3 separate regions of the Homo sapiens genome follow, and all the other regions are linked to region 1. A link is a contact called in ENCODE Hi-C data. All regions are on one chromosome and are shown on one strand. Each heading gives the region's core, a stretch centred on a gene start or an enhancer-like site at or near the end of the contact. The rest is flanking DNA. Distances are from core to core; before and after follow the strand shown. Region 1 holds the start of LINC02084 (long intergenic non-protein coding RNA 2084). Region 2 holds the start of LINC00693 (long intergenic non-protein coding RNA 693). Region 3 overlaps LINC00693 (long intergenic non-protein coding RNA 693).

What was found. Hi-C counts contacts between places; a loop is a spot of excess contacts on that map. Pooled maps may share reads with other maps.
Region 2: a loop to region 1 is called in a map of naive thymus-derived CD4-positive, alpha-beta T cell, with 3 times the contacts of the local background. The contact joins the promoter of LINC00693 here to the promoter of LINC02084 in region 1. A Hi-C loop is called at or near these places in 1 of 168 maps with a recorded cell type or tissue (naive thymus-derived CD4-positive, alpha-beta T cell), 13 of 37 single-sample maps with no recorded cell type and 9 of 50 pooled maps.
Region 3: a loop to region 1 is called in a pooled map, with 9 times the contacts of the local background. The contact joins the enhancer-like site here to the promoter of LINC02084 in region 1. A Hi-C loop is called at or near these places in 3 of 37 single-sample maps with no recorded cell type and 7 of 50 pooled maps.

What each region holds. Positions count from the first base shown.
Region 1 is chr3:27,711,157-27,714,356 of GRCh38, forward strand. It overlaps LINC02084 (long intergenic non-protein coding RNA 2084), which reads left to right and starts at 1,763. Exons shown (of 2, transcript XR_007095851.1): 1 at 1,763-1,886; 2 at 2,001-3,200. It also overlaps the pseudogene KIAA1143P2. RefSeq lists enhancers at 1,576-2,261, 2,933-3,200.
Region 2 is chr3:28,573,554-28,576,644 of GRCh38, forward strand. It overlaps LINC00693 (long intergenic non-protein coding RNA 693), which reads left to right and starts at 1,725. Exons shown (of 5, transcript NR_038840.1): 1 at 1,725-1,822; 2 at 2,720-2,943. It overlaps LOC107986012 (protein transport protein SEC31-like), which reads right to left and starts at 2,774. Exons shown (of 3, transcript XM_047449399.1): 1 at 1,800-2,774; 2 at 407-459. The coding sequence starts at 2,774. The coding sequence ends at 2,184.
Region 3 is chr3:28,666,055-28,669,269 of GRCh38, forward strand. The region is part of intron 2 of LINC00693 (long intergenic non-protein coding RNA 693); the gene reads left to right. Among named protein-coding and RNA genes, the nearest start is that of LINC00693, 92 kb to the left of the region's middle. RefSeq lists a silencer at 1,718-1,877. Within about 2 kb of position 1,782, at least 5 of the 41 ENCODE cell types and tissues checked have a DNase peak (open chromatin) inside an H3K27ac peak, as active enhancers do.

The DNA.
Region 1 (3,200 bases), core at 513-3,012:
GTAAGGAACAAGCAAACAAAAAGAATAACAAGAACAACTTTATGAGACAACCAGAAAAACGTACCTGGATATTTCCCGATATTCAGAAATGATTGTTGATTTTTTAGATGAGATAATAGCATGACAGTTATATATATATATATATATATATATATATATATTTTTTTTTTTTAAAAGAGTCCTTTTCTTTAAGGGCTGTGTACGGAAATAATTGTGGATTAGAGGACAGGAATTTCGGGATTCGTGGCAGAAAGAGTGGAGTGGGGATTACAGGAAGAAATAAGAGAGGCCATGGATTGATGGTTATTGTAGCTGGTAGTGGACACATGGGGGTCCATTGCTCTCTACTTTTTCAAACTGCATAATATTTGTAATTATTTCTGAATTAATAAAAACTTTCCTTTGCTAATGCATCTAAGTTTACTATCATACATGTTATAAAATTAGTAATTAGTGATACCTACTAATATTCGGAACTACTCAACAGTTTACAAAACAGTTAAATTTATAATCTCATTTCTTCCTTCTCAGTACTCTTTGCCGGGATAGGTGCTGTTGGAATCCCCACTTCACAGATGAGGAAATGAAGTTCAGTGAAGCTAAAGACAATGCCGCTGTAAGGGGCGGCGGACTAGAACTTAAGTCACAGAACTCCAAATTCCAGGCTCCTTCCCCTACACTAAAAAACTTTTAAAGAAGCGTAGGAGTGTGGGGCTCAGCGGCTCACACCTGTAATCCCAGCACTTTGGGAAGCCGAGACTGGTGGATCACCTGAGGTCAGGAGTTGGAGACCAGCCTGGCCAACATGGTGAAACCCAGCCTCTACCAAAAATACAAAAATCAGCCAGGTGTGGTGGCGCACGCCTGTAGTCCCAGCTACTCGGGAGGCTGAGGTAGGAGAATCACTTGAACCCGGGAGACGGAGGTTGCAGTGAGATCGCGCCACTGGGTCCTTTTTTTTCTTTCTTTTTTTTTTTTTTTTTTTTTTTGACGGAACTGTTCAGGACCTGACAAAGCAGCAGCTTTAAGAGTGGAGGAGCTCTCTTCGGCTGGGGAGATCCTTACTCTCCATGGCCACCAGATGGCGAAGGCTGCCCGCGGCCCAGAAGAGAGAGGAGCCTGCAGACCCGCGCGGAAACTCTGCTGCGGGACCTGGAGGCCAAGGGTGAGGCGTGGGGTCCTCCTCCACTCCAACTGTGTGGGGAAACCTGGGTAGAACTTAAAGTTACAAAAGTCATTGTGCAAGCCCTGCTGTCCCCACAAGGGCTTATAGGAAGGGGTTCGGAGCTTTTCAAGGAGGCAGGGGAAAATTAAACTCGTGTCTCTTAATGTGTATTTGGTGGGAGGGGAATGCTGCCTGAAATAATGCATTGCTTCGGCGGCGGTCAGAGATCCATGTGACGCGGGGGCACTTTAGGGACCATTGCTGAGGGCCTGGTTAGCATTTGGGCAGCTGAATCCTTCCCTTGGCGAACTCCATACGTGCCCTCGGCGACACACAGAGGACTCCCAGAGTTGAAGAAGGGGGTGGATGTGTGTGTGCGCACTCGCCCACGTCTCGTGTTTTACTTTTCATTTAAGTCGTAATAAGGAGAAATTCGATGACCAGCAAGGCTGGAGTCCCATCGTCTTGTTGGGGGAGAGGGGGGAGAAGAAAAAGGTGCCTGTAACTTCAGACTGTCCAAGATATCGCTTAGCTCCTGCGCCCGGAAGAAAATCCAGCGCAGGTCGGGTTCCGGCGCGCGGAAGCCCTGCGAACCCCAAATGTGTGCGCTGAGCCGAGGCCTCTAAGCGGTAGGAGAGAATCTGACCTCCGACATTCTTTTCAAGACACGCGCCGGTGGACCGGGTCCTGGGATTGGCTTACTCCCGGGCTGGACCTTGGGGTTCGCATATTTGAAAGCGTAAACTTGAGGAATGACGGCGGGGTGATGGGTATTTTATAGAGTGGGACTCAATCGTGCTCAGCAACAGATTTCTCCAAATTCCCTTTTAAAAAGAGCCTCCCAGAGCTGTCGAAATCTCCGCGGGGTGAAAGCTAAACTTTTGGAGTCGCTGTGTAGCCGGGTAGAGGACACGGCGGCGCGAGCCGGAAAGATAAGTGTCCAGGCGAATGGGAAAGGAAAGATCTTAATTTTTGTTCCTACTGTTAGCTGAATGTCCATAAAAATCAAAGGGAATGCGGGGAAGTTTTTATTCCAGAGCGTTTCCATGACACCCGCAGAGATTTAAAAAATTACATTCCTCCCCCTACGCAGGTTTAATTCGGAAAGAAGAGACTGCAGAGGAGAGGGAAGACCGTGAGTCTGCTTTCACCTAGGTTTAAAGCGAATCAAAGACGGCTGTAAAAAGGGAAACCGGGACCAAAAACAGATTTGGAGCCTCGAAACTCTCCATTGAAGGTTTGGAAGATACGTTGCTGCAGACTTGAAACCGGCTCCAAATCCGGCCCAAACATGGGCTGAAAATATGGCGCGCTAATCTGCTGCTTCCCCTCCTCCTCAAGTTCTTTCTGACTCTTCCCACCTTTCCCAGTTTCCCTTCCAGACGTCTGCGGCTCCCCACTCCACCCCCAGGATAGCTACTCTACATCCCGACAATTCCCAGCTTCTACACCCAGGAGGAGGAATTCTGGAACCACCCAGAGCGAACTCGTGCCGGGGCGGGGTGGGGACCGGAGGAAGGTCCTGCTCCGAATTCTCTCCAGAGCAGAAAAGAATTCTAGAGGCTACATGTGGGCTGCTTTCCCCCCTTCTTCCTTTTTTCCCTCGCAAACCAACAACCAAAAAGTGTTTGGTGATGGAAAGAACACCAGTGGAAAACGGCAAATAACAGTATTTCCAACTCCGAGTCAGGTCCTCTTTGCACTGCTTTTTCCTGTTTCATTGCAATTTATTGATTTTATTGTGGTTTTTTGTTTATTTGGGGCAAGAACGGAGATGTGAACCAGGACGAGCCAGCAGACCCCCGAGCCAGTATCTCCTCCCTGGGCAGGGAACACCGCCTGCACCGGTGCATACTAGGAGACCCTGGCGGAGAATGTAAACAAACCGGGCGCCGAGCCCTTGATCTTTATTTAAATAGAGGCTTGTTTATCGGTGTCATCCTAGGAGGATTAATTAGATACATCTCTTCACAATTTGGTGTCTGACACTCCATCTTAGGAATGCCTTATCATAAGGTGTTAATTGGGGCCACTC
Region 2 (3,091 bases), core at 475-2,974, 860 kb after region 1:
TGAGAAATGAAGAGTCATTTAAGGCAACTGCAAAATAGTAACACAAATACCTCAGATGACTAGTAGGGCAAAATTTTCAAAATGTTGCAAGCTGTCTTCATGCTTGAAGTAGCAATTTACATGCATAATTAGGTGCAATCAACAGTTTTGAAATGTAATATATTTTCCGAGTCCATATTTACTTGTGACAGATGCTTAAAAAAAACTGTCCCCCAAAAATAGAGGGGCAGAAGAAAGGAGAAATATTTGCATTTAACAATAAGAATCTTTAAAAGGACATGTCTAAATTTAGGACAAATTTAATTGAAGTATTGTATCTTTATTTTGATTTAATCTTCATTTAAGCCTTGAAAGAAGTTCACAAACGTATTTTGGAAGTAGCAAGCATGGAAGAATAATAACTTACCAGTCAGCTATTCCTGCTGCTGTCTGAACTGACATGTGATTTTTATTGCTACACTGTAGGGAAAAAAAAAAAAACAAAAACCTGACAAATTCAAACCTTTATTGCACAAAATATTATTGACTTTCTTCCTGTCTTCAGAAGGGGCTTCATTCTCTAAAGATACCAAATATCTTTTAGGAAATTTAAATAAAGGTGATTTAAACCGGTAGCTTCTATTTTGTAAATCAAGGTCTTCAGATGAACACTCAGTGTGAACATATATCATCTTACTGTTCTCGGTATAACAATGTTAGGTGCTCGATATGCACAAAGACACTCTGCTAAGCACATTACACATATAATCTAATTTACCATTATAAACGTTCTATAATGATTGTTGGTTTATTACCAGGTACTGGGGAGGAGCTCACTCTATTTTCAACAATTCCCAATTTAGAAAACGAACTTGAAATCTGATTTTTAGAAAATCTGAAGAAAAAGAGAATGGGTAATTTGGTCCCTAAACTTTTTCTTCTTTTTCAAAAACTTGTTCACATTGCATTACCCAGATTGGTTGTCTACACTGATGAAAGTGGCAATTAATTTCTGTCACACATGCAGAGTCAGATTAAAAGATAGCATTGAGGGATACAACCTAATGATGTGTTCTTGTGTAACTGCATCAATGGGACAGTGTGTCTTGATATGTAAAAGTTGTGTTTAAGTTAATGCAAAGCATTCATGGGATGAGCAATGCAATTTTCCAGTTTCATCAAGCAAGTGTGATCTGTGATACATGCTAGGGGAAAAAAGCCATCCTCTGCCAAGAAACGCATGAATAGTTCATTAATCTGCTGATCCATTTGGGAGCATTATGGAATTCAAAGCCCAGAATAATGGGCTCTATTTAATATTGAACAGGTTCTTGATAACCCGCCATTTCTCTCCAGAGCTGCTTGAAAGTCCCTCCTGGACGTGCAGAGTTGCAGTGGCAGTTCCCATGAAGTTGTAAGCTACTACCCAGGATCAAGTGGTGTTAAATTGAGAAGTCATCCTGTTCACCTGACTAGTGGTGAACCCTGATTTAAGAATTTCCAAGGCTACCCTCGCCATCTCTATTTAAATTTATAGACGCAACGCACTGCCTGCCCTGGGGTCACCACCGAAGCCTCCTGGTGGAGCCCTGCCCTGCTGAGGACGCTCTTCCAGCACAGAACTCACCACCAAAAAGAGACGGCGCCCAGCTGGCGCCCGCCCCGGGCACATTGCAGTAAATGCCTGGCAGCGACTTCTCGCTTCTCCTTCCTCCTACCCCATCGACCCTCTGTTGCCGACCTTTACGCCAAACTCCGGCGCGCCGCGAGACTCGCGTCCTCGCTGTCCCCGAGGGGCCCCACCCCTTCCCGGTTCTAACCTGCGACCTGGCCAGAGGCAAGGGTAGGTCGACTTCCTGCCCGGAATTTGCCGTTGGCTTCTCCTTCTCTACTCCAGTTCTTTAGTGCAGGGCTGTGCGGCGCGGAGCCGCCAGCGGCAGAACAGACCCCGGAGCGGAGCTCTGGGATACACACACGCGCAGCCCGGAGGGACTGACCCCGGAGGCGCGCTCGGCCGGGAGAGGGAGGGGACCAGGGCCAGCGCGGAGGCGGGGGTCACCTGGGGTTGGGGGTGGGCGCACCAGCCCTCCGCACGCTCCTCTCTTTCTAGTCCTCGCCGCCACCACCTCGCACAGGTCGGAGATCCCTCCTTTCCTTGGCTCCTTTGCGTTGGGGAGGGGGTAAGGCTGAGGGTCGGCGCTTGGTCAGCGGGCGGGGAAGGTAGATTTCACTTGCACCTGAGAGTCCCTATTCTTGCCAGCTTCGCCGGGCAAAGCCCGGCGACCAGGTTGGTTCTTCCAGCAACTTTGTTCAGAAGGTTGGTAGGGAGGAGAAACGCCAAGGGGCCCCAAGAGACGCTGGAAAGCGGCTAGGAGCGTGGGCCGGGCTGGAGAGCAAGTACCCAAGCGGCCCTGAGGCTGGGAGCGCGGCTGGGAGGCGCCGCCGCCGCCGCCGCCGCCGCCGCCGGGATGCGCTCTGCTTAGCGGGACTGCCGGGGGCGCCTGAAGGCCAGCGCTCCAAGGACACGCGGCCACCCGCTCCTCGCGCACCCCGGCCCAGACGCCGCCAGGGCCGGAGCCAAGCAGGCGAGCGGAGCTGCGGGGAGCGGGGGCGAAGGGTGGCAGAAGGGAGGGCGCGCGGGAGGCGGCCCCTCCTCGGCGAGCCATGCGTGCCACGGGCAGCTGAGTAGCTGCCGGGCGCCGCTGCCAAGTCTCCACTCCGCTTTTGTCTTGCCCTCCAGTGAATGGGAAGATGGAGATGGATGTTGAGGGAGTTTCTCCGCGCCCGGAGCCCATCCCCCGCTCCCAGGGGGCTGGCGGAGCCTGCCAGGCGCCGCCACAGCCGCCCCAGCCCCAGCCGCCGCCTCAGCAGCTGGCTCAGGATGAACTGCCCGGCGAGAGTGCAGGCGCTGAGGACAGCGACGATCCCGAGACGAGACCCAACGGCGAGAAAGGAGAGAGCAAGGTAGGTCCACAGTGTTGGCGCTGTGATACCTTTTGAACAAAACCAAGGAGTTGCTGTCGTGGCTGTCACTTTAACCCCTCCGCTCCCCAACCCCCTTCCCTGGTTTGTGTGGGGGTGGGGGTGGCAGATGTGAAGAAGGCTTAAGATT
Region 3 (3,215 bases), core at 532-3,031, 950 kb after region 1:
CATTTCATGGGAGGCTCTTTTTCTCTTGTTTTTGAACCATGATCCTATTTTACTTCTCTTCCTACCTTCTGTTAAGTCTCTCTCCCACATTATTCCTTCTCTGCCTATCTTGTGTTTTCCCAGGTTTCATACTTAGAAGCTCTCCTTAGCAATCTTGTACTTTGTTGTGGATTCCAAGACTGTCTACTGAACTGAAGAATGTCTCTGAATGTAGCAGAAGTAATACTCACCAGCTCTCCCTCTGAATTACTCCTCTATTTGACTCTTCATCATCCTCTTCTTCATTCTCATGACATTTCAATACCTAATATATACTGAACACTTGTTATCAAGCAGGTTCAGTGCTGAGAGCTTTTGAAAGTAGAAGAGCACTTTTAAAAGATTGAAAATTATTTTCAACTTTAAAAAATCAAAAAAAATTTACCAAGTAAATACGTTCAGGTAAGCAGCATCCACATCAGAAAATAACATTGCCAGCATTTTAGGGGCTTCTTTAATGCTTTAATGCTCCCTTCCTGGTTACTAACCCTCTACCCAGTGATAATCATCCGGACTTTTTTTTTCAAGATGGAGTTTTGCTCTTACTGCCCAGGCTGGAGTGCAATGGCATGTTCTCGGCTCACTGCAACCTCCGCCTCCCAGGTTCGAGCAATTCTCATGCCTCAGCCTCCCAAATAGCTGGGATTACAGGTGCCCGCCATCACGCCCAGCTAATTTTTTGTATTTTTAGTAGAGACAGGGTTTCATCATGTTGATTAGACTGGTCTCAAACTCCTGACCTCAGGTGATCCACCCGCCTCAGCCTCCCAAAGTGCTGGGATTACAGGCATGAGCCACCGTGCCTGGCCAGTCATCCAGACTTTTTAACATTTATTAGTTTAGCCTGTGTCTGTGTGTTATTTAAATGGAGTCATACAATATGTAGTATTTGGTATCTGGCCTCTTTGCTCAATTTTATGTCTGTAAGATTTGTCTATCTTTTTATGTGTAGTTGTTGATTGCTCATGCCCATTACTGTGTAGTGTCCCATTGTATGAATAACTACAATTTATGTATCTATTTTTCTGTTGCTGGAAATGTTGCTTATTTTTAGTTTATTATTATCACAAGCAGGACTATTAGGAAATTTTCATATATATATATATATGTACCATTCAGCACCCATAATACACGTTTCTATTGCGTATAATCTTAAGAGTGAAACTGCTAGGTCATAGAACATACATATGTTCAAAAATTGTACTCTCAGTTTATATTCGCACTACCAGTATATGAGAGTTCTTGTCCATGTAGCATATATTCTAATTTTCAAAATGGTTCTGTGACATAGTTACAGTTTTATTGTCGTTTTTCATTTTAATAAAATCCGAGTCTTAGACAAGATAAAAGACCAATGTCATGTACTATTAGTTTATACCCCAATGCAGTCTGACCCCAGAGCCTGTATAGTTTAGTAAAGTGTCCAAGGGAGAGAATACAGTCGTGAGTTCTTAGTTTCCCTTTCTGGTTGGGTCAGTGAAGTCCCTTCCTCACCCCTCTTTTCTGTTTATCTCTACAGACAGAAACTAAAAACAATGGCTACAGGCCGCTAAAAGCCTAAAACAAAACAAAACAGAACAACAACAACAAAATAAGTTGGCTTAGACAAGCTTGCAAACCACTATCCTTTCTTATGCCTCTAGGTTAAGGATGTTATCATATACAGGTGTCCTCTACTTGGTAACTTTCACAGCTCATTTCCATAAAGCCAAATGCCAGCCCAGTGTATGTCACCTCCTACTGTGGCCAACAGATGGCGCTAATGGTGGTTTGAAACTTGTCACTTGGGGCTTTTGAGCACATGAGCTCAGACATAGCCTCTTAGAACTAGTCTTTCTCTATAATGGTCTGAGCTGACCTGAGAGCCAGAAACTTTAGGATCATTTCTCTCTCCCACCCCACCTAGTTAAATCCCAAATCCCATTCATCTTAATCAGAAATAATTCCTGAATATGTACCCCTCTCCATTCTCTCCTTCCTCTGTGTGTGCTCTCCTCCTGTCCCTTTTTTTAGCACTCATCACAGGTGGCTATTTATGTATCTGCATTGCCCTGCTATGCTGTGAACTCCTCAGGGCAGAGACTGGGTCATATTCATTCTGTGTCCCCGGTGTCTGACAGTGCCTGGCACAAAGAAGGTGCTCACGTTGGGGACTGAATAAAGTTCCCCTGGCAGAAACCCAAAAGGTTCAAAATGACTGTTCTTTCCTGTAGTCACAGAAGCTCACAGGGCATTTGACTTGCCCTGTATGCTCTGAATGGTCTGGTATCGTACTCTGACCTATGGGAGATCAGGGCTTATTATCACACAGGCTTCTGGCCAACAGTGTGGCTTATTTGTACATTCCATCTCTCTTCTTCCAGAAGATGAAAGACAGGACATGATACAAGCTACGAGATCATTTTTTTAAAGAAAAATGGGTGGTTGTCATAGCATTTCTGGTGTCAGACTGCAGATATGATCAAGCTGTCCATTTACCCTGGTTCAAATTGAATTGCTGGTAATTAAGAATGGGGAATGGGGTTAGGTCCATCTGAGATCAGACAGCAGAACCATTAAGGACAGATAAATCCCTTTATGAGAAATAAAGAGACTCCTGGTTATTAGACTGTATGTTTGTGGGCTAGGTGTTTGTTTTTAATCACAAAGTTTTGTACACTTGGAAGAGGTTAGGTAAAAACATTAAGCAGATTAACATTTTACAAATATTTTCTTTCCCTGACCGTCCTTTTCTACCTCCTTCCCACAGTTACAACTTTTCAATGTTAGTGCTGATATTCTCTCTCTCTAGTATATCACTGTGTTGGGTTAGGAGCCAGACTGCTTGGGTTCAGCTCTTGGTGCCACCCCTCCTATTTATGTGATCTTGGGCAAATTAACCTCTCTGAGCCCCAGATTTCTCATTAGTAAAGTGAGTTTACTATTATAATATTACCTTCCTCATAGGGGTGTAATGGGGATTAAATGAGTTTTAATACATCTAAAACTCTTAGAATAGTGCCAGCCCATATTAAGTGCACTTGGTAAATATTGGCTTTTTTTTTTAAATCACACCAGACATAGCTGTTTTATGAAAGCATTTCCACAGTAACCATGAGCAAGTTCATTTATTATTATGTTTCATGTTGTGGTAGCTTGTATTATTAGGGTGAAAAATGGCCAAATGTAAATGAACT